Regions from separate parts of the Homo sapiens genome. Here region 1 is linked to region 2. Evidence: read pairs that join two places in POLR2A ChIA-PET (ENCODE). Cell type or tissue: CD4-positive, alpha-beta T cell. All regions are shown on one strand. Each heading gives the region's core, and the rest is flanking DNA. Links, peaks and the distances in the headings are about the cores only.

The links. Peaks named below come from ENCODE experiments on the same cell type or tissue, not always from the same donor. Only the 100,000 strongest peaks of a DNase experiment are listed, where the experiment ranks them.
Region 1: POLR2A ChIA-PET joins it to region 2 with 19 read pairs; 32 of 35 experiments call an interaction of 5 or more read pairs at or near these places.

What each region holds. Positions count from the first base shown.
Region 1 is chr2:231,657,415-231,668,617 of GRCh38, forward strand. No RefSeq gene overlaps it. Among named protein-coding and RNA genes, the nearest start is that of PTMA, 46 kb to the right of the region's middle. RefSeq lists silencers at 4,591-4,790, 9,663-9,722 and enhancers at 4,904-5,198, 5,131-9,984, 8,477-9,684, 8,823-8,882, 9,032-9,567 and 3 more. In CD4-positive, alpha-beta T cell, for the core only: no CTCF peak of the experiment used is centred there; DNase peaks (open chromatin) are centred at 4,627, 5,007, 6,194 and 9,157; H3K4me3 peaks cover 1,571 bases; H3K27ac peaks cover 1,040 bases.
Region 2 is chr2:231,709,381-231,720,583 of GRCh38, forward strand. PTMA (prothymosin alpha) reads left to right here. Exons shown (of 5, transcript NM_002823.5): 2 at 1,968-2,039; 3 at 2,510-2,603; 4 at 3,063-3,136; 5 at 3,424-4,171. The coding sequence ends at 3,471. MIR1244-1 (microRNA 1244-1) reads left to right here and starts at 3,934; the gene lies at 3,934-4,018. It also overlaps the pseudogene LOC124906134. RefSeq lists enhancers at 1,109-1,745, 2,819-3,319, 5,122-5,281, 5,291-5,820, 5,821-6,350 and 3 more and silencers at 84-393, 884-1,293, 1,334-1,423, 1,724-1,773, 5,339-5,633. In CD4-positive, alpha-beta T cell, for the core only: CTCF peaks have their summits at 4,609 (motif pointing left), 4,808 and 6,051 (motif pointing left); DNase peaks (open chromatin) are centred at 3,031, 4,611, 6,021, 8,031 and 5 weaker places; H3K4me3 peaks cover 1,881 bases; H3K27ac peaks cover 3,467 bases.

The sequences.
Region 1 (11,203 bases), core at 1,522-9,521, 52 kb before region 2:
GGTTGCAGTGAGCTGAGATTGTGCCACCGCACTCCAGCCTGGGTGACAGAGCCAGACTCTGTCTCAAACAAACAAACAAAAAATCTGTTTAGCATGTACTATCATTGCTCTTTAAAAAAGTATTAAAAATAAAAAAGGTTAGCCGGGCGTGGTGGCTCTCAACACTTTGGGAAGCCAAGGCAGGAACACTGCTTGAGCCCAGAAGTTTGAGACCAGCCTGGGCAACGTACTGAGACCCTGCCTCTATCAAAAAAACAAAACTAAACTAAACTAGCCAGGCATGATAGCACACACCTGTAGTCCTAGCTACTCAGGAGTCTGAGGCCGGAGGATCGCTTGAGCCCAGGAGTCCTGTGATTGGACCACTGTGCTCCAGCCTGGGGGACAGAGCAAGACCTTGTATATAAAATAAATAAATAATAAAAAGTGGTTACCAGACAGCACCTGGTGCTGTAGTATGGGCTGGCCCACCCCTTGGCTTGCTCCTGATGGATACTGCTGTCACTACAGGCAAGATGGGCAGGGTCTGGGGACATCATCATGCTACAGGTGCAAAGTCCCCAGAGTATGTGATCTCAGTGGAAGAAAGGGGCAAAGAGCCCTCAGTGAGTGCCTCTGCTGCCTCGTCAAGCCCACATTTCTCAACCTGCCCACAAAACCAGTTTCCCCAGGTCCTTGCAAGATGGTTTCTACCTATTGGGTGTGCCTCCCCTATATGGCTGTGGGACAAAAGCCGTCTGTCAAGAATTGAAAAATGGGAATAAAGGCTGGGCGCGGTGGCTCACACCAGTAATCCCAGCACTTTGGGAGGCCGAGGCGGGCAGATCACGTGAGGTCAGGAGTTTGAGACCAGCCTGGCCAACATAGTGAAATCCCGTCTCTACTAAAAATCCAAAAATTAGCCTGGCATGGTGGCAGGCACCTACAATCCCAGCTACTCAGGAGGCTGAGGCAGGAGAATCGCTTGAACCTGGGAGGCGGAGGTTGCAGTGAGCCGGGATCACACCATTGCACTCCAGCCTGGGGGACAGAGACTCCGTCTCAAAAAAAAAAAAAGAGGGAATAAATGCTGAAGGTACATGGGGAATCATACTCTTCTACTTTTTTGTATGTTGAAAATTTACATACATTTTTAAAATGTGCCAGGCACAGTGGCTCACGCCTGTAATCCCAGCACTTTGGGAGGACGGGGCGGGCAGATCACTTGAGCTCAGGAGTTCAAGACCAGCTTGGGCAACATGGTGAAAACCAGTATCTACAAAAAATAAAAAAACTCACCGGGCATGGTGGTGCGTAGTCCCAGCTACTCAGAAGATCACTTGAGCCCGGGAGGTTGATGCTGCAGTGAGCCACTACACTCCACTTTTATCCCAGCTCTTTGGGAGGCCGAGGCAGGCAGATCACCAGGTCAGGAGATTGAGACTATCCTGGCTAACAAAGTGAAACTCCATCTCTACTAAAAAATACAAAAATTAGCCAGGCGTGGTGGAGAGCGCCTGTAGTCCCAGCTACTTGGGAGGCTGAGGCAGGAGAATGGTGTGAACTGGGGAGGCAGAGCTTGCAGTGAGCTGAGATTGCACCACTGCACTTCAGCCTGGGCAACAGAGCGAGACTCCATCTCAAAAAAAAAAAAAAAGAAAAGAAACGAAAGTGATTTGCTCAGGTCACACAGCCAGCAAGGGGGAGAGCTTAGGCAGTCCAACTCCAATGCCATACAGAGCACACTGCTTCTCACACCAAGGCCAGACACCAAATCACTCATTCACATCACACATAGAAATACCTCCTCTCTAGAGTCTTTTGAAGCATATCCATACAGTGGAATATTAGTCAGCTATAAAAAGGAATGATACATGCTACAACATGGATGAACTTTAAAAATTACGCTAAGTGAAAGACGCCAGACACAAAGACCACATATTGAATGATTCCATGTATATGAAATGTCCAGAATAGAAAACTCCATAGAGACAAAAGGAGATTAGTGGTTGCCAAGAGCTGGGAGGGAGGCGGGCAGATGAAGAGTGACTACTAATGAATACGGGTTTTGCTTTGGGGTAATGAAAATGTTCTGGAATTAGTGATGATGGTTTTTCAGCTTTATAAATACAGTGAAAACGGCTGAATTATACATTTTTCTTTTTCTTTTTTTTTTTTTTGAGACGGAGTCTCGCTCTATCGCCAGCCTGGAGTGCAATGGTGGGATCTCAGCTCACTGCAACCTCCGCCTCCTGGGTTCAAGCAATTCTCCTGCCTCAGCCTCCCGAGTACTGGGATTATAGGCGCCCGCCACCACGCCTAGCTAATTTTTTGTATTTTTGGTGGAGACGGGGTTTCACTGTGTTGGCCAGGCTGGTCTCAAACTTCTGATCTCAGGTGATCCACCCACCTCAGCCTCCCAAAGTGCTGGGTGTGAGCCACTGCGCCCGGCCTCATGAAGTCTTATTAATAGGAGTCAGGGACCTGTTAAGATTGAGTCTCTCACCAAGCAAGACAAGGACCTACCACTTATCAGTATTGCTGAGTGTTGGAGTCCCCACCTTGTTAAAGTTTTTTTGTTTTTTTGTTTTTGAGACAAGGTCTCACTCTGTTACCCAGGATGGGGTGCACTGGTGCAATCTCCAGATTCAAGTGATTCTCCTGCCTCAGCCTCCTGAGTAGCTGGGATTACAGGCACACGCCACCACACCAGGCAAATTTTTGTATTTTTAGTAGAGATGGGGTTTTGTCATGTTTTCCAGGCTGGTCTGAACTCCTGGCCTCAAGTGATCCACCTGCCTTGGCCTCCCAAAGTACTGGGATTACAGGCATAGAGCCAACATACCACTCTGCCTTGTTAAAGTTTTTTGTTTGTTTGTTGAGATGGAGTCTCACTCTGTCGCCCAGACTGGAATGCAGTGGTGCGATCTTGGCTCACTGCAACCTCCGCCTCCCACGTTCAAGCCATTCTCCTGCCTCAGCCTCTCCTGAGAGTAGCTGGGATTACAGGCGGCGCACCACCATGCCCACTAATTTTTTGTATTTTTTTAGTAGAGATGGGGTTTCACCATGTTGGCCAGAGTGGTCTCGAACTCTTGACCTCAAGTGATCCACCCATCTCGGTCTCCCAAAGTATTGGGATAACAGTCGTGAGCCACTGCACCCGGCCACCTTGTTAAAGTTTTAAAAAGAGAAATAAGGATGGACACAATTAAAAGATCATATAGACCTTAAGGACTTGGAAACTGAGGTTGCAAGTCAGACACCTCAACTTGGATGAAGGATCTCTGCTCCGCTATTAGTTTATGAATTTGGGCAAGGCTAATAACCTTAAAATCTCAGCTGCTTCAGGTATCAATGACGAATGATCCCTGCCCTCTGCCTTCTACTTTGACCCCATTCTGACCTGCAAAAATGCCGTTCCTCATAATCCTCAAATGAGCTGCGGAAACTTGAAAGGTAATTGTGACCTGCGAATGTGCTACTGACTACTGAGACCCTGTAGGAAAAAATAAAGGGAGGGAGGAATACGGATACTTTTCCTTCCAACCCCATGACCTGATCACAAGAGTTATGTGCATTCTGGATCCCAAGTCACCAGATAACTAACATTCTAACCTTTGAACGTGGTCTCTCAACTGGCCGGGACCTAGCTCTCCCCAGAGACCGTGAGAAACTGGCAGTTGACCGGCTCCTCTGAGCCTGCTGAGTTTTTTTCTATTTGCCCAACCACAGCTCTGCCAGAGAAGCAAAAACTGCTCCAGTATGTATGTAAACCATGAACCAAACTTCCTAATGCACGGAAGAGCGCTGGCAGGAACCATGCCACTGAATCAGACAGTGGCTGTACTGGAAGGTGGAAAAGACTATTCGTCCTTTCGCGTCCTTTAAGTACTTCTGTACTTATCTCTGTGTGTCAGTTCTTCCACGTGGACCTGGTTATGAAAGTTAATGCACTTAAAACAGGGCCTGGCATACTGCAAACGGAAGGTGAACACTACCATTCTTTCTTTCAAAAATTTCTACTGGCCGGGCGCGGTGGCTCACACCTGTAATCTCAGCACTTTTGGAGGCTGAGGCGGGCAGATCACGAGGTCAATATATCGAGACCATCCTGGCCAACATGGTGAAACCCCTTCTCTACTAAAAATACAAAAATTAACTGGGCGTGGTGGTGGGCGCCTGTAGTCCCAGCTCATAGGGAGACTGACGCAGAATTGCTTGAAAGCGGGAGGCGGAAGTTGCAGTGAGCTGAGATCGCGCCACTGAACTCCAGCCTGGGCAACGACAGCGAAACTCCGTCTCAAAAACAAACTTCTACCAAGAACTTGTATTAGTTTTATGGCTAAGGTTTGCTTTTAAACATTTTCTTGATCATTGTTTTACAGGAACATCTCTTTAATGGAAATTTTTAAACTTATTTTTGCCTCCCCCAAATCCATAACCCCAATTTGAAGTAGAAAGTTGCAAACTATGGGGATGAATTTGCGGAAGGGTATGTCTTTTCTTTTTCTATGAACAACTCAGAATCACATCTCAAAAGGTGTAGGCACTTTCAAGAACGCTTCATCCGCCCGCTTTAAGCACGCGCACCGACGAAAGAGTTTGGGGAGCGAGCGCCTCGGGCTTCCCCGGAGGGGAATTTTCACCCCCGCCAGAGGAAGAGGGCCCAGCTGCGCCATTAGCGCGTGCGAGGGAAAATGGAGGCTCCTGGTCCCACCCGCGCACCGGCGCCTGCGCCCTGGGCGCCCACCCCGGCCCGCGAGGCGGCCACGGCCGGAGAGAGAGGGCAAGGGAACCAGTGCCGTGTCGCGCCCCACCCTGCGCCCGAGCGCAGTGCCGGCGAGCCCGGCTCCGGCCCTTGAGAGTCCGCTCCAGGCCGCTCCACACCACGAGCCGCTCCGCAAGTTTGCAGCGCTCCGTGCTTTCCCTCCAGCCCTTTGTGTTCTAGCGCGCGTCGGAAGGAACGCGGGAACGCGCGCCGTGCTGTGCGCCTGCGCAAGGGTTCAGGCGGTGCGCCAAGCCTGGAGTCAAGAGTGGGCGAGGCTCTCGGCCGCTCCGCCCCGGGCCGCCTTCGCTCCGCCCCTCGCCCGCCATTTCGTGCTCCGCCGCGTCTCCCGCGTCTGGGGCGCGGCTTCCGCGTGATGGACGCCCGGAAGCCGGCACAACAAATGCCCAAGCGCCAGGGCTTCGCTGTCTGCAGGTCCTTCCGCTGCCCGCGGAGCGAAGATGGCGCCTAGAGCTTGCAGCGTTGCCCAAATATGGGGGGAATTAGGCGCCTCTACCTCCTCAAGAAGGGTCTGCCGGCTGACCTCGGGGGTGTGCACGTCCTTCTGTGTGCAGAACCCTGGGGCGTGCGCCTTTCTGTATGTGCACAACCTCGGAAGTGTGCGCATACCCTTGCTTACACTCCCTAGCACGCACACCAAAACTCTGGCATGCACGAACCCGCGGGTTTCCATGTTTTCGTATGTGCACGACCTCGAGGATGTACTTGGACCCGAGAATGTCCGCATTTGTGTTTGCACAGGTCCGGGTGTGCACGGACACGTGCATTCAGGAATGTAGTGGTTCACAGAAGCCGCTGTTTGCGCGGCCCGGGGATGTACGTGGACCCTCGAGTGCTAGCCCCGCCTCCGCTGTCTGTGGCCCGCGAACACGATCTTGTTTCCGGCCTGTTTTGGATTCATTTGCACTTGCCCAGTTTACATGCAAAGCATAATCTGCCGACCACCCCAAGCAATTTTTAATCTTTCCTTCGTTCTTTCTTCACTGATTTTTTGGCTCCTGCCCTGGACCCAACTTTGCACTTGGGCGCACACGGTGATAGTGACGCAGAGCATGAAGCCAGTGGGAGAAACGCCTAGAAATAGGCAGTTAGGACAACCTGAGACCACTGTGAAGGAGGCGCTTGGCTTGTCAATGACAGGGGAAGCGGCCTGGAGGAAGCCGTGAGCCGAGACCAGGGCATGGGGTAGAGGGAATAGGGTAATGGGCCCAGGACTGTTTGGGGAGGCATTCAGTCTCATTTGAGAGGATGGTGGGTGGAAGCAGAGGAGGCAGGTCATGGAGAGGAGTGTGTGGGGAAGGGACCTGTTGGTGAGGCTCGGGGGGCAGAAGACTTGGGCAGGCGTCTGAAGTGAGAGCTCGCATGGACTGGCCTCCCTAGGGAGCAGTGGGGAGAAGCAGCTGGGGCCTGGGGGTAGAGCCCGTGTGCCCACTGTTGACACCTTCGCGGGCTACTGCTCCTCGTGGCTTCTGTATGGAGCACAGGCCTCTTTCCGGGAGAGGGACTCGGACTGCAGGCTCCAGCCCTGCACTGCCATGAAAGGCCTGGGCAGGTTGTCTGCATAAGAACAGTACCTCTGGTGGTGGAAATGGAGGGAGACGCCACGGCACAGAGGACCTGTCCCAGACACGCGGGATGGCAAGCATCAGAGCTGGAGTGACTGCCGAGGTCCCCTGGTGAGGCCCTCCTTGTCTCTCCCTCAGCAGCCTAGTCCCCTCTGATTTTTTTTTTTTCTTTTTTGAGACGGAGTCTCTGTCGCCCAGGCTGGAGTGCAGTTGGCACCGTGTAGGCTCACTGCAACCTCTGTCTGCTGGGTTCAGGCACTCCTGACCTCAGGTGATCCACCCGCCTCGGCCTTCCAGAGTGCTTGGGATTACAGATGTGAGCCACCGCGCCCGGCCCGTCCTCTGTTTATGGTTACGGGTACTCTCCAGTCATGCTCACGGAAAACCTCTCCCTGGAGGTGTCTGCGTTTGCCTTGAGAATCCCTCTCCACGAGGTCCCCAATGTGTCTGTCCCCAGCTCATTGGAACATGTCTCAGGGAGCAGGGGCCACTTCGCACACTTTGCAGGACAGCCTTTTTGCTGTAGGCCAGATCTTTTTTCTTTTTCCTTTTTTTGGAGACAGAGTCTTGTTCTCTTGCCCAGGCTGGAGTGCAGGTAATATGATCTCAGCTTACTGCAACCTCCACCACCTGGGTTCAAGCGATTCTCATGCCTCAGCCTCCTGAGCAACTGGGATTATAGGCATGTATCACCACACCTGGCTAATTTTTGTATTTTTAGTAGAAATGGGGTTTCACTATGTTGGCCAGGCTGGTCTCGAACTCCTGGCCTCAAGTGAACCACCCGCCTCAGCCTCCCAAAGTGCTGGGATTACAGGCACTAGCCAATGCACCCGTCCTAGGCCAGATTTTTTTTTTTTTAATCTGAAATGAAGGTTTTTTTTCAGTCACCCAGAAGACACTTTTTTGTTTTGAGAGAGAGTCTTGCTTTATTGCCCAGGCTGGAGTGCAGAGGTGCAATTTCGGGATTACAGGCACATGCTACCACGCCTGCCTAGTTTTTTGTCTTTTTAGTAGAGACGGGGTTTTCTTGGCCAGGCTGGTCTCAAACTCCTGACCTCAGATGATATTCCCGCTTCAGCCTCCCAAAGTGCTAGGATTACAGGCGTGTTCCACCGCGCCCAGCCTAGACCAGATCTGTTTTATCTGAAACGGAAATGAAGGCTTTTTTTCTGTCACCCAAAAGATACTTTCTGAGCACATGGTCTGTTAAGCCTCTGTCTGGACTAGAGATAGAGCTGTGGAGCAGTTCCTGCCTCTAAGGAACATACAGGCCCAAGTCCCAGGACATGAGGGTCCAGAAGCAGACAAACAGCTTCTTTCCACTGAACCTGGACCTGCCTTCACCCTCCCCACCCAGCCCCGTGCATCTTGAATTAAAACAGAGAAGCTGGGGATTGGATGGCGGCAGGCCCTTCTCCCCACCAAGAGAGTGGCCCTGCCAGGCACTGCCTTCCTCTTTCCCAGGCCTGGGAATTGCCCCCAGCCCCTGCTTCTGGGAGTAACGGGGAGTTGACTGCACTCTGGGACACCAGTTGGGACCCTCCTCAGAAGGGGATGGGGACAGTCCTCAGTGCAGGGCAGTCTGCGGGGGAGGCCATGGTGGGGCTATCCCACTGACCTCCCTCAGCACCATATCTGGACAGCCGTGCCACCCTGGGAGGTGGGGTGAGGGGGCCAGTGTCTAGCCGTCTAGCTGTTGTTCCCGTGACACTCAGGCCTCAGGGCAGGTTGTGCCACTTTCATCCACCAGCAGGGCCAAGGCCTGGAGCCCGCAGGGCACCAATTCTGAGATCTGCTCTAAACAAGGCCTGCATCCTTCAAAGTTGGTGAGGTGGTCTCTTCTCCTGTAGGACAGGCAGGTTTCCTACTTTCCCCAAAGGCCCCAGGACTTGGGTGATGTCCTTCTCCGTCAACGGTCCTCTCCTTCAGCACAAGGCTCCAGAGGCAGCTCCCCATCCCACCCCACTCCTGAGCAGGCGGCCGGAGCTGCCCCCTCTGAATGCCACGCTGGGCAAGGGGTCCGTGCCTGGGAAACACCTGGTGGGCAATGCTCTGGCCTCAAGAATAAACAACGGGGATCTAGATGATGCCACCGTCCTCAGTCTCTGACCTCCAAAGGAGCCACATTCAAGAGAAGGGAGGTCCCTCCACAAATGAGACAGCAGAAGAATAAATGCTACCCTGTGCCTGCCGACTTCCTGCAGAGGTCTGTGGGCTCGTGTAAATAATTGAATGGAAAACTTCAGAAGGAAGGCAGCCCACGGGAGCCTGGCCTTGCCCGCCAGAAAGCAGGTTATAAAATGTTTCCCATGTAAGTGGTGGCTGGGGGTAGTCAGGAGGCCTAGTTACAACCCCGAGAAGTAAGGCTGCCCTGGGCTCCCAGGGGAAACACTGGGCTGGGTGGGTGGGCGCTCTTCAGGGAGTAGATTCCTCCCGGCCACCCTCAGCTCCTAGTCTCTTGGGTGTGGTAGCTCCAAGATCTCAAAGCCCAATCGCCGAGCCCGGTGGTTTCCGATGTGTCCTACCCTCCCTCCTGCTGCACATGCAGCTTGCATTGCTGGGGAGTAAGGGGAGATGATTTCCGGCCAGCACAGGCAAAGCCAGGCAGGGAGTCCCCTGAGGCGGCGCAGCAGGAGGACCACCAAGTGTGGCCCATACGCCCGGCATCCGGCCCTCTCCCTGCCTTGTCCTCAGCTGAGGCCTGAGGTGAATTGTAGGCTGGGCCGATTCCCCACCCCTGGCCTCAGGGCGGTTCCTCCTGGGTCCAACTGCCCCAGCCCAGGCCATCTGGGAGGCAGGCTGGGCGGGGAGAGAGGGAGGGAGGACGTGTGTGAGCCACTGCCCAGCCCCCGAGGCACAAACATTTCCTTATGTGGTGGCTCTGAGTGCCCGGGCGACACCCTAGAGGCTGCTGGGGAGGGCCAGGGCCGGACACACCCTGGGTGATCGCAGAAGCAGAGCCCCTGCCCAACAGGATCTTGGCCTCATCTTGTGGAGGAACGGACCCCCACCTGGCTCTTTGTCCCCTGGAGTGGCCCACAATCCCCTAGGAGGAAGTGGTCACTGCTTCTGTACGGGATGTTTCCCCAAATTCCCCGTGTTTGCAAGAGAAACTGTGAGATTAGAGGTACAGCAGAGACCCCAGCCCCGGGACAGGAAGGGGTGAAGGGTGGGCTGGCAGGCCCCTAGCCTCAGGGTGCGCCTCCCGCACCGCCCCCCACTCAGCACCAGGCACGGCGCTACTCCCTTTGTTTCCGGCAGGCTTTGGGAGCTATATTTGGCTGTGGGGGGATAACAGGGTGACTCATGGGAGGGACGGCCCGGGGTGGGAAGTGGAGGAGCTGTGTCTCTGGAAATGCGGCTCCCTCTGTTCCCAAGCCTGCCGCAGGTGCTAGCCCTCCGTGAGCGCTGAAAGCAAAACAGCCAACAACGCCAGGGCTCCCACCTGTAATCTCAGCACTTTGGGAGGCCGAGGGGGGCAGATTGCTTGAGCCCAGGAGTTTGAGACCAACCTGGCCAGCACAGTGAGACCCCGTCTCTACAGAAAAAAATTAGCCAGGTGTGACGGTGCACGCCTGTGGTCCCAGCTACTCTGGATGCTGAGGCAGGAGAATCACCTGAGCCTAGAAGTTCAAGGCTGGAGAGAGCCGAGATCACGCCACTACACTCCAGCCTGGGCAACAAAATAAGACCCTATCTCAAAAAAAAAAGAAAGAAAGAGAAAAGAAAAAGAAACTGGGCAGACCCAGCATAGCTGCCTCCCACAGCAACGCAAGGCTGCATGGTCCCTGCACTTGCTCTCGGGGTGTAGGACATTGACCTCAGGGGGCACCCCAGCTGTCCAGAGTCTGGTTAGCACACCCCAGGCCTGATCCCCTGGGATGTCTACTCAGACCCCCGAACTGCCCTAGCTTCTCAGGCCAGTGTCATTTCTCCAAGGTGACAGCCTTTAAAGCAGATTTGAATGGCTGACAGGGCGTGTTCCCCATGGGATATGTATTTTATTGTTGTTTTATGGCTTTTTTTTTTTTTCTTGAGACAGAGTCTCACTCTGTCGCTCAGGCTGAAGTGCAATGGAGCAATCTCGGCTCACTGCAACCTCTGCCTCCTGGGTTCAAGCGATTGTCCTGCCTCAGCTTCCCAAGTAGCTGGGATTATAAGCACCTGCCACCATACCTGGAGAATTTTTTTTGTTTTGTTTTGTTTTTTGAGACACACCTGGCTAATTTTTGTTTTTGTTGTTGTTTGTTTTTTTTTTTTGAGACAGAGTTTCCCTCTTGTTGCCCAGGCTGGAGTGCAACGGTGCAATCTCGGCTCACTGCAACCTCCGCTTCCCAGGTTCAAGCAATTCTCCTGCCTCAGCCTCCCAAGTAGCTGGGATTACAGGCACGTGCCACCACACCCAGCTAATTTTGTATTTTTAGTAGAGATGGGGTTTCTCCATGTTGGTCAGGCTGGTCTCGACCACCTGACTTCAGGTGATCCGCCTGCCTCGGCCTCCCAAAGTGCTGAGATTACAGGCATGATGAGCCACTGCGCCCGGCATTTTTGTATTTTTAGTAGAAATGGGGTTTCACCATGTTGGCTGGGCTGGTCTCGAACTCCTGACCTCAGGTGATCTGCCTGCCTTGGCCTCCCAAAGTGTTGGGATTACAGGCATGAGCCACCGTGCCTGGCCAGGATATTTTTTAAATGGGGCTCCAGTAAGAAATGTGCTCATTCCAGTGCATCTTGAATTGGTCTGATTTCAGGGAGTATATAGGTTGAGGCTGACTCCGAAAGTTAACCCTGGTCTAGGAGGCCTTGGCATGCCAGCACCGCCAGTACCACCCCCACCGGGCTGAGGGGATGAGCCTGCTGGGCCTGG
Region 2 (11,203 bases), core at 1,458-9,457:
GGGGGTGGGCGCCCTTCGAGGTGAGTGCGCCGGGAGCGGCCGCCCAGCTTCAGTCATGCACCCGCGGTGCCGGGCTTGGCTGAGGAGGCGAGAGCCCACGCGCCGCAGGGAGGAAAGAGAAAGTGAAGCGCGGCGCTGGGGCGACGATGGGCGCCCCCCGCGGCTGCCCGGGAGCACCGTGTGCGCCGCAGCTCGGGGCGACGCGGGCCAACACGGCGGCCGCGACAGGCCAATGGTAGGGTCGAACTGGGGGGGCGCCCGGGCCCCGTGGCGGGTTCACTGCCCTCGGCTATGAGGTCCTGCGCGGCTGGTGCGGCTCCGCTCCTGTTGTCGGCGCCGCCTCGGTCCCACTGCCCGCCCTGGGTAGCGTCTCCGCCCTTGGCGGGAGCGGGGCGCTCTCAGACTGACTGGCTCTTTCTTAATATTTCGGCCCTCGTCCGCGCCCGTCGTGCCCCTGCAGGGATTGGCGCGAGTCACCTTGGCGTCTCCTTAACCCTTGTGTCCCTGGCGTCATCTCTGACTCTCCCAGGGGCGACTTCTTGGCAGAGCGGAGCTCGGGGCCCGGATCTCCACAGGGGCTCTCAGTGACCCCTTCTGGACTCAGTCCGGGAATGAGTTTGTGGGGTGAGAACACCGTCCCCAGTGCGGGGCCTGGCTGTTCGATTTTCTCCGAAGCACCAAAAGGTGACTTCCCGCGAGGGCGATGAGTAGTAGCCCGAGAGGCGCATCCCCGACAGTCTCGGACCTACGCAGCCCGGTGGACTTTGGGGCGACCTCCCGTGGGACTTGGCCCGCCGAATGCAGACATTCGGGCCTGCCGGGGTGGCGGCAGTGGGGCGTCGAGTCGAGAGCCCGGCCGACCGACGCGCGACCCGCGCGCGTGCCACTGCAAGCTCTGCCTGCCGGCCGGGAGTCTCCAAGGCAAGGGACGCACTCGGCGGCCCCGGGCCACGTGCTCCCTGCGCGCGGTGCGTGCCGAGGCCCGCGCGCAAAGCCCGCCGGGCGGGGGATGCGCGCCTGCGCGCCGCGACCTCCCTGCCCCCACTGCTCCCCGGGGCTTCGGCCGCCAGGGGGCGAGAGCGGGCGGAGCCGGGGTCCGCGGAGCGGAGCGGGGCGGGCCGGACTGAGAGGGCCGACAGGTGGCCCGGAGCCGCTCGCCGGACAGCGGCCGAGGGGTTCCCGCAGGCCCGGACGCCGGACCTCTGTTGGTATTGGTGGCCGTGTCGTGTGGAAAAAGTTACCGGGCGCCCGGGGCCGCGCTGCCTTTTGGATCCCGGGCGGAGTCCCACCCCCGAGGTGCTGTCGGGATCCCTAGCCGCCGCGGGGAGGCCGGGAGTTGGTGGCTCCGGCGGCAGGCCCCGGCCTGGGGCACCGCCAAGCAGCGGTTTGCGGCCTCTAGGAACAGCGGTCGGATTTGGGGGGTCGGTGTGCTTTGGCTTTTTTAGATACCTGTCCTGGCCGGGGCGGTGCGGCCTCGCGGGCCTTCCAGGCTGGCGCGCCTGTGGGGCTCTCCCCGAGCGCAGGCCCCTCTCTCTTTGCCTTATTTATTTTTGGAACATAACCTGCCGCCTTTCTAGACGGCTCGAGGGGCGGGCTCTTTGCACTTGGAAGCAGGCTGATGGGCGTGAGTGTCCGGGGCTCGTCCACCCGGCCGGACGGGCTGGGGGCTGTGGCGCCACATGGCTCCTTTTTCCTGGGAAGCGCCAGGGGGCAGTGGGAACCGCCACCGGGGCCGCTGTAGCGGGCCTTAAAGGATGGGAAACCTTGATCACAGATGCCCCCCGCCGGCCTTCCTTCCACCAGACCAGTGGGAGAGGGACCGCAGGGGCATCAGGCCTTTCTCAACATGCGACTCTTAATTTGGGACGGACAGAACAGCCGTACAGACCAGTAGTTCTCAGCGCCTTTGCTTACCCTGGGTTGCTCAGAAGACTTACTGGTTACTGGTTCCTTCTTCCCTTTTGAAGGACTTAAAGGAGAAGAAGGAAGTTGTGGAAGAGGCAGAAAATGGAAGAGACGCCCCTGCTAACGGGAATGCTGTGAGTGTCTGCTTTGCTCCTGAGCCCTGGCAGCTACCGCCCCACAAAATTTTTCCTGTTCTACTTTAAACATACCTATATATGTGTGTGTATGTGTATATGTATAGCTTTGCACAGTGGCAGTATCGTAGCCAATGAGCTTTACCCGAGGCGCGATTATTGCTAGTTAAATATTTATAAAAACCTTTCGAGCAGCGCCTGAACAAGAATAGGTTCAGAGGAGACTCCGGTAGTCTGAGTTTGGGCTTGGCCCAGGGTGGGGAAAAGCCCTTGTCCTGGGGCAGTTAATGTGCAGGTTTCATGATGGAGCCTGGAGGGTGTTGACTGGAGAAGGGTCTCTGGGGTGGGCTTGGCTTGGCTGGGCTGTAGATGCAGCCGCCAGCCTCTGGTGGGAGGCCGGGCATCAGGAGCAACGCTCTGTCCAGCCTGGGGCCAGCTGGTAATGACATGGCCTGTTTTCTGTCGAGGAGAATGAGGAAAATGGGGAGCAGGAGGCTGACAATGAGGTAGACGAAGAAGAGGAAGAAGGTGGGGAGGAAGAGGAGGAGGAAGAAGAAGGTGATGGTGAGTAGCCTTGTCTATCTTCCCCTTTTCAGGTACTTTTTCCTGGCCTTGTCTGGCAGAAGGGGAAGGAAGGAATTGGGGCTCCTGGGAGTGGGACAATGGTACTTGGGGCCAGTGGACCACATGGCCCTGGGCACCCACCTGTAGAGTCAGGGAAGGTCTCCCTGACATGGAGTTGTGCCCATGCCCACTCACACTCACTCGCACACCTGAAAGTTTCTTTCGTGCAGCTCTGAAAGCCACTGATCTATTGGGCTGGCCTTTTGGGGTGCAGCTGCTTGGGCCTCTCTCCTCTGGAGAGTCCCACCTGTGTAGTGGGCGTGGGTGCCCTGATTGGGCCCAGTTGCAGGCAGTAGAGGCAGGGCAGGGACCTTGCAGTCCACTACATGTTCCTCGGGATTTCCCCAGGAGCCACAGTAGGAGGGAAGTGTGGTTTACCTGGCCTTTGATTCTCTCCAGGTGAGGAAGAGGATGGAGATGAAGATGAGGAAGCTGAGTCAGCTACGGGCAAGCGGGCAGCTGAAGATGATGAGGTGGGTTCTGGCTTGAGAAGAAGGGGGGTTTGGCATCTGGGTCTCCCCACCTGCCTTTAGCTGAGGTGCTCAAGCTGCGGAGGGACTGTTTCTGACTTTGTAGGTGGCCACTGTGTGGTCCTGAATCTTAAGAACAGGAAGGAAACAGGGCTGGGCTCAACTTCCCAGAGGCCTTGGGCTGTGGAGCTGGGGGTCCCTGGTTCTTGCTCTGCCAGCAGGAGCTGAGGCAGTGGGCTGGATAGGGCTCCTGGGGTTGGAGGGGCCTTTGACAGTCTTTCTCTGCTTAGGATGACGATGTCGATACCAAGAAGCAGAAGACCGACGAGGATGACTAGACAGCAAAAAAGGAAAAGTTAAACTAAAAAAAAAAAGGCCGCCGTGACCTATTCACCCTCCACTTCCCGTCTCAGAATCTAAACGTGGTCACCTTCGAGTAGAGAGGCCCGCCCGCCCACCGTGGGCAGTGCCACCCGCAGATGACACGCGCTCTCCACCACCCAACCCAAACCATGAGAATTTGCAACAGGGGAGGAAAAAAGAACCAAAACTTCCAAGGCCCTGCTTTTTTTCTTAAAAGTACTTTAAAAAGGAAATTTGTTTGTATTTTTTATTTACATTTTATATTTTTGTACATATTGTTAGGGTCAGCCATTTTTAATGATCTCGGATGACCAAACCAGCCTTCGGAGCGTTCTCTGTCCTACTTCTGACTTTACTTGTGGTGTGACCATGTTCATTATAATCTCAAAGGAGAAAAAAAACCTTGTAAAAAAAGCAAAAATGACAACAGAAAAACAATCTTATTCCGAGCATTCCAGTAACTTTTTTGTGTATGTACTTAGCTGTACTATAAGTAGTTGGTTTGTATGAGATGGTTAAAAAGGCCAAAGATAAAAGGTTTCTTTTTTTTTCCTTTTTTGTCTATGAAGTTGCTGTTTATTTTTTTTGGCCTGTTTGATGTATGTGTGAAACAATGTTGTCCAACAATAAACAGGAATTTTATTTTGCTGAGTTGTTCTAACAAAGCTGTCTCAAGCCTGGTTTTTCTGTTTCAGTTTCTTCAGACCTTCCAGGGCACAAGGATAGGAGGGGGAGGATCCTGGGGACAGTGGGTTGACATTTTGGGAGGCAGTTGGATGTGTCCTGTGATGGGCAGCAGAGTCTGGTGGGTGGGCAGGGACTGAGCTGCAGTTGGCTGGGGGGGCTGCTCACTGGGGCAGTCAGTGATTGCCCCAAGAAGCCTTAACTGGGGAGGAGGACTTCATCACTGGGTGCCACATGGGGACCCTGGTGCCCTGGGGGTGGGGGTTTGCAGTCCTAGACACTGGAAACGGGCCACACGGGACTGCCATTATGTGGAGCGCAGGGTGCTGGTGGTATAGGCCAAGAGGGAACTTGCCAAGCCTCCCAGGATGAGCGTCCAAGTGGTGGCTGCCTCTGCAGGCCTCACAGGTTTAGCTCCATGACGTGGCTCCCCCTGCTGGTGGCACGTGGTACCCCCCGGCCTCTTAGAATGCCGGGGTTTTGGTTTGGCACTGGTGCAGCCTGGCAGTCATCCAACCTTTGGTCTCCAGGTCCCTTAGGTTAGTTGGGCAGGCCCACCCTGCCCCTTGAACACAGTTGGAGAAGTTACTGTGCCGTTTGGATATTCATACACGGGCTGTGAGCAGTGGGTCAGGATAGCCAACTGGAGGAAGTGCCACCAGCTCGTGCCCTCAGAGGTGGAGGTAAGGATTAGAGCTCACCTAGAACCTTCTGGGATCCTCCAATGAGAGCTGCAGGGGCAGGGGCCGGTATAGGCACTGCTAGTGGGCCTGTTGCCCAGGTAGGACCTGAGGAAGCCATCCAGTGGTATCTGCAGGAAAACTCCCAGGAGCAGACTGAAGTGTCTGCAGAGGCCTGGCCTGGGTTAAGGGGAGATGCTGGGAAGGAGGGAAATGTGTGCATTGAAGAGAGCAAGAGAGACCAGTTCCCTCTACCTGCCCCTTGACACCGTGTCCACCCCATTCCATGCCCCCCCGACCTTTGTGTTTCACACCAGGCACCAGAGTTCTGGGGGGACCTTTCCCTTCTCTGGCTGGAGCTTAGTCACTCTCATGGGGCTGCTCAGGCCGCTTGTTCAGCATGTCCCCAGGCAGCTGCCACCAGGATCGGGGGCAGGTTGAGGCCTTGGTAGGAGGGACCCTCTGACCTGTATCTACCCCACACCCCCTGCACAGCCTGGGTATCTGCATCCTGGCTCATCCAGGGAAGAAAGGGAGGGTCTGGAGCCAAAACGCTGGCTCCTCTCTGTTCTGCCGCCCAAGGCGACTCAGTACTGCAGTGTTCCCAAGCTCGGCGCCCAGGAGGGTGTCTCTAAGGCAGGAGTGCAGGCGAAGGCCGTGAAGGAAGGCCACACAGGGCAGGTAGCGCTTGGAGCTGAGAGCAGATCTAACCCAGCTCCCTCAGGCTGCAGTCCTGCTCGGGACCACTACCGCAAGGCCCCTGAAAGGGGAGAAGCTGTGCCCTGGTCCGCACACAGACACGGCAGGCATGTTAGCATGAGGCAAGTAACTGAACCTTGTGGGCTTCAATCCCCTCCTCTGCAAAATGGGAACAATAGGATGAGGCATGAGCCAGGGCCCAGGGCTGCCTTGCTAGGGTCCCCCTGAGACACCCATATCAGCAGAGCTTACTGCCTCTGCTGTCTGAGCTGCCTCATCCCACCAAAGGTTTGGCCTGGAACAGCATTTGCTGGTTCTAGCAGAACACACTTACCCCTAGTCCTGAGCCTAGCACACAATTAACCACTGCCTGAGGATATACCTCAGGGCCCAGAGTCACCTTGATACCACTCCCAAAGTCCCCGAATGACCTCCCACTGGAGCCCAGGTTAAAAGATTATCAAGGAATGGGCGCCCCCTGGTGGACACAGAGGAACTGTAAAGCGTGCCGCTGAATTCTGTCCAGGAAAGACCCTTCAGTGGGCCCTGGTCCCAAGGTAGGCAACGCCAGTCACCCTCCACCTGACTCCCGCAACAAGACCTTTCTCCCTCTCTGTTGCTGGAACCCCAGTCAGATGTGACAGTCAGTGGTCATTTCCCAGACCTTCCTTCTGGGCAACTGATGCCCTCTCCCAAGGACTGAGTCCTTTACGTGGAACCAAAGCTGGAAGCAGGGGTCCACTCTTCCACGGTCTTGGGCTTCCCTGTGGCCACACACACCCTCACTGGACTCCACGCACCCTCACTGGACTCCATGCACCCTCACTGGACTCCATGCACCCTCACTGGACTCCATGCACCCTCACTCACTGGACTCCATACTGCCTCAGCAGACTCCACACTCTCTCACTGGACTCCCTGCTCCCTCACTCACTGGACTCCACGCACCCTCACTCACTGGACTCCACGCACCCTCACTGGACTCCACGCACCCTTACTCACTGGACTCCACACATCTTCACTGGACTCCACACATCCTCAGTGGACTCCACACATTCTCACTGGACTCTACAGACCCTCACTGGACTCCACGCTCCCTCACTGGACTCCACACTCCTTCACTGGACTCCACACACCCTCACTGGGACTGCTGCCCTGAGTACAAACTAGGAGAGTTTGAATGGGGGGTGTTCACTAGAATGACTAGAATGACTCAGTCACTAGAATGGGGGGCGGGGAGTCAGGGGCTCCCAGCTCTACTTCCTGGCTTTATCTTGGCTGTTGGCTACACAGCCCCAGGAATCAGTACTGCTTCTCCTCTACTGCTATCACAAGCCCTGGGGTCAGGATCCTCAGCCTCTGGCCCTTCCTAACTCCTCCCAGATCTCAGTCCCTCCAGGGCCCTGCTGCCTACCCTGCCTCTACCAAGCCTGCGGGTTGGATGCCTGTGTCCTAGATACAGGCCAGCCCTGCCTGCCTCAGGGCGCTGGCTGCTGCGTGGTCCCCTCCTGGTGGGAGCTGCTTCATGAGGGTGGAATCCCTGGGCCCCGTGTTATTTGGGGCCTGCTTCAGTCTGGCTGGGCCTCACAGGCCTGGCCCCCCGCTATGCCCAACCTGTCTGCTCAGCAGCCCATCTCCTTGATGCAAGTGTGCTCAGTTTTGCTGTGTCGCTGCTTGTCCTCCCTGTACCCCAGGCCCATGGAGGCATGGGCAGAACCAGCCAGGGAATGGGGCAGAGCTGTGCTCTGAGCTGTTCCTCTCGGGATACCTCAGCCTACGCTCATGGGTCTGGCCTGAGCTCAGAGAGGTGGAGGAAGCACAGATTAGGAAACATGGCTGAAACATTTTAAGGCCGTCCGGCACACTGACCCTATTTATATACTGGGTGAATGACACATGCATTGTTTGCAGAGAAGGCCTAGCAGCCAGTGACTGATGTGGATTCCATGAAGTCCTGAGCATAGCCAAGGATCGATGGTATGCCTCCATGGGCTCTCTGTCAAGGCTGTCACCCACAGCAACAAGAAGTACCAGGTGGTCACTTGAAGCAACCTCATTTTACATGCACCCATGTGGGGACCCCACTGTGAGACTCTGGGCAGGGAGCAGATCCCTTACTGAAAGGAGCTGCTGGTGGATTCCATAAGGTCCCAGGGGACATCTATTGTTTTTGCCACCAGCAGCCATTCCTTCACCCTTTTCTTGGCAGTAATGCCCTGAAGCAATGTCCAGCTTTTTTTTCTTTTAGACAGAGTCTAGCTCTGTCGCCCGGGCTGGAGGGCAGTGGCGTGATCTCGGCTCACTGCAACCTCCGCCTCCGGGGTTCAAGCCATTCACCTGCTTCAGCCTCCCGAGTAGCTGGGATTACAGGCGTGAGCCACCAGGCCATAGCTTTCCTTCTGAACTTCCCCCCTCCCACACTCAGACAAGCCCCAAGGCAGAACATGTGACTTGGTCCTGGCCAATCAGTGGCCTGAGGTGCCCTGGCTGCATTGGTTGGTTCACAGTTGGCACATGACCTAAGTCATCCAATCAGAAGGAGTTCTGGGATTTTTTTTTTTTTTTTTTTTTTTTTTGCGGGGGTTGCCGGAAAGGGAAGAAACATTTGGTTTTGTCCCTCAGGGATTTGAACTTAAGAGGCTGAGAAGATGAGGCTGCAGACTACTCAGTGAGAAGCAGAACTGAGCCAAGAGGCAGAGGAACCTCAATTCTGATGACATTGCTTGAGTGCTTCAGTCCAGCCACGCGGAGTATTCAGTTACACAAGCCAGTAAATTTCCTCCCGGTTTAGGCTAGTTCAGGATGGGTTTTCTGTCATCCGTAACTGAAAGACTCCCAACTAATAAACAGGGAGAATGCAGGGCTTCAGGCTTCAGTCTCCAGGGCCAACTAGGCCTCCATGAACAAAGACAGCTTGCTGGTGGGGGACAGAGGTGTGGGGATGCCTTTTCTGGTGTGGTTTCCAGATTGGGAGGAATACAGAGAGGTGAGTCAGCCTCAGAAGAGGCTGTGATCTCATGGTCAGTCTCTCAGCAGGATCTGAGTCCTGCCTGAACCATTCCAGCCAGGTGGGGGGATGGCTCGAGTCATCTGAGCTGCCCACCTGGCGTCCTCTGTGTGAAGCTTCTAATCCCCTCTTCTCCAGCCCACAGTGATCTCTGGCCCGCTGACCTCCCAGTGCTCCCATCGGGCCTTACAGGCAGACACACTCATTGAAGTGACTCGATGGCCCTGGGAGGCTTCTGGATAAGGTGTGAGATCCCGTCTTCATGCAGCCTGGAACCTCCCAGTTGTCTCTCTGCCCCAAGGTGTACCTGAGAAAGGGGAGGTGACTCCATCCCATCTGGAGAAACGCTAGGTTAAGCAATGCTAAAAGGGTTTTCTGGCAGGACATTGTGGCTCGTGCCTGTAATCCCAGCACTTTGGGAGGCTGAGGTGGGAGGATCACTTGAGATATAGAGTTTGAGACCAGCCCCAGCCTGGAAAACACAGTGAAACCCTGTCTCTACAAAAAATTAAAAATTAGTCAGGAGTGGTGGTGCACGCACCTATAGTCCCAGCTACATGGAAAGCTGAGGTGGGAGGATAGCTTGAGCTTGGCAGGTCGAAGCTGCAGTGAACCACTGCACCACTGCATTCTGGCCTGGGTGATAAAGCAAAACTCTGTCTTAAAACAAAACAAAACAAAAAAACAAAAGAGAAAGGTTCTCTTTCTGTAGAACTCACTGGGCACTGGGCAGTGCCCAGGGAATTCTAATATACAAAGGGTACTGAGTTTCCGAGAGGAAAGTTTAGCATGCAGTTCGCTCTCAATTTATTTGACCTGGATTTTTTCACAGAGCGCTATTAATATATTGAAGGACATTAGTGTCCAGTAAAAGCTGATCTTGCACAAGGACCCTCACCAGGGCTCGGGAAATGTTTGCTGAACTAAGCAGATGATGGAGAAGGATTCCTTTGAGAATTTGTTCCACAGTCTGGCTCTTGGAACCCCACATGGGCCTCATCCTCCTATGGCTGCAGGCAGCCTGGGCCCTGTGCTGACAGCGCTCCGTGTCAGTGTCAGCCCAGCACGGGAGACAGGCATGCCCTTGGCTGAGGAGGTAACTGGCATTTCTAGGTGGGGGGACAGTAAAACGTGGAAACTGGCATAAACCTTTCTGGAAAACATTTTGATCCTGTATATCAAGATCCAAAAAATATGCGCACATACTTTTGACCTAGAAGTTCCACTGCCAGGAAATCTGCTGAGGAAAGGCCGGGCAAGGTGGCTCACGCCTGTAATCCCAGCACTTTGGGAGGCTGAAGCGGGCAGATCACTTGAGGTCAGGAGTTCAAGACCAGCCTGGCCAACATGGTGAAACCCCATCTCTACTAAAAATACAAACATTAGCTGGGCATGGCGCGCGCCTGTAATCTCAGCTACTCTGGAGGCTGAGGCAGGAGAATCGCTTGAATCTGGGAGGTGGAGGTTGCAGTGAACCGAGATTGGGCCACTGCACTTCAGCCTGGGAGACAGAGTAGACTCCGTCTCAAAAAAAAAAAAAAAAAAAAAGAACTGCTGAGGGAGGCACTAGACCTGAAGGTGTCCATAACAGCATTATTATTATTATTATTATTATTATTATTATTATTTTATTGAGATAGGGTCTGGCTCTGTTGCCAGGCTGGAGTGCAGTGGCATGATCTGGGCCCACTGTAGCCTTGACCTCTTGGGCTCAGCCATCCTCCCCCCTCAGCCTCCAGAGTAGCTGGGATTACAGGTGTGAGCCACTGTGCCTGGCCTGACATTATTGATTGATAAGAGTAAAAAATTAGAGACAAGCCAAATGCTCGATCATCAGGAAGCAGGCAAGTCACTTACAGTATAACCACTTGGTAGATATCACAATGTTTACGAGAAATTTTCAAAATTGTTTTTAAATTTATAAAAGCATTCCAGGCCCACTGCATGACCTTCACGCTAGACAAAAATACTATGTGAGGAATACAGTGAGACCCCCGCTCAACCCCTTGTCTGGTCCAGTAGCCCTCTGTTAACTGTTAATGTGAAGCATGTGCCCTTCCCTCCAGAACTACAAGTAGTTTTGAATAATGTAGAGAAGAGCCTGTTTTAAAATGTCAAGAGAAAAAAAGTTGATACAGAATTGTGTCTACAGTATAATCTAATGATCAAGAAAAAAAAAGTCACGAATGAAGTTCACCAAAATGTCACTTCTTGGTGGTGGAATTATTTTTTCTTTAAGGTTGTTTTGTAAATTTTCCACACATAGATTTCAGCAGGGAAATAAATTAACAATCAATAAAAAGAAAGAAAGAAAACAAAGAAAAAAAGGCAAAACAGCAATCTGCACATCCGTTAGGTCTCTTTCAGTTGCAAGTGACAGAAACCTAACACAAACTGGTTTATGAAAAAAGGAAGTTTGTTGTCACTAGGATGTTCTGAGATAGCATGGCTTCAGGTACAGCAGGATTCAGGTCCTTAAACCATGTCATCAGGAACCCGTCTCCCTCCCGCCCTCCGTCAGCTCTGTTTTCTTTGGCATTGGTTTTGTTTTCTGGCCGTTTCACAGCTATAATACTATTGAATATGGTGACTACTGTTCGCAGCTTCTTCACCTAGCTTGGTGGTGGGAGTGGGAGG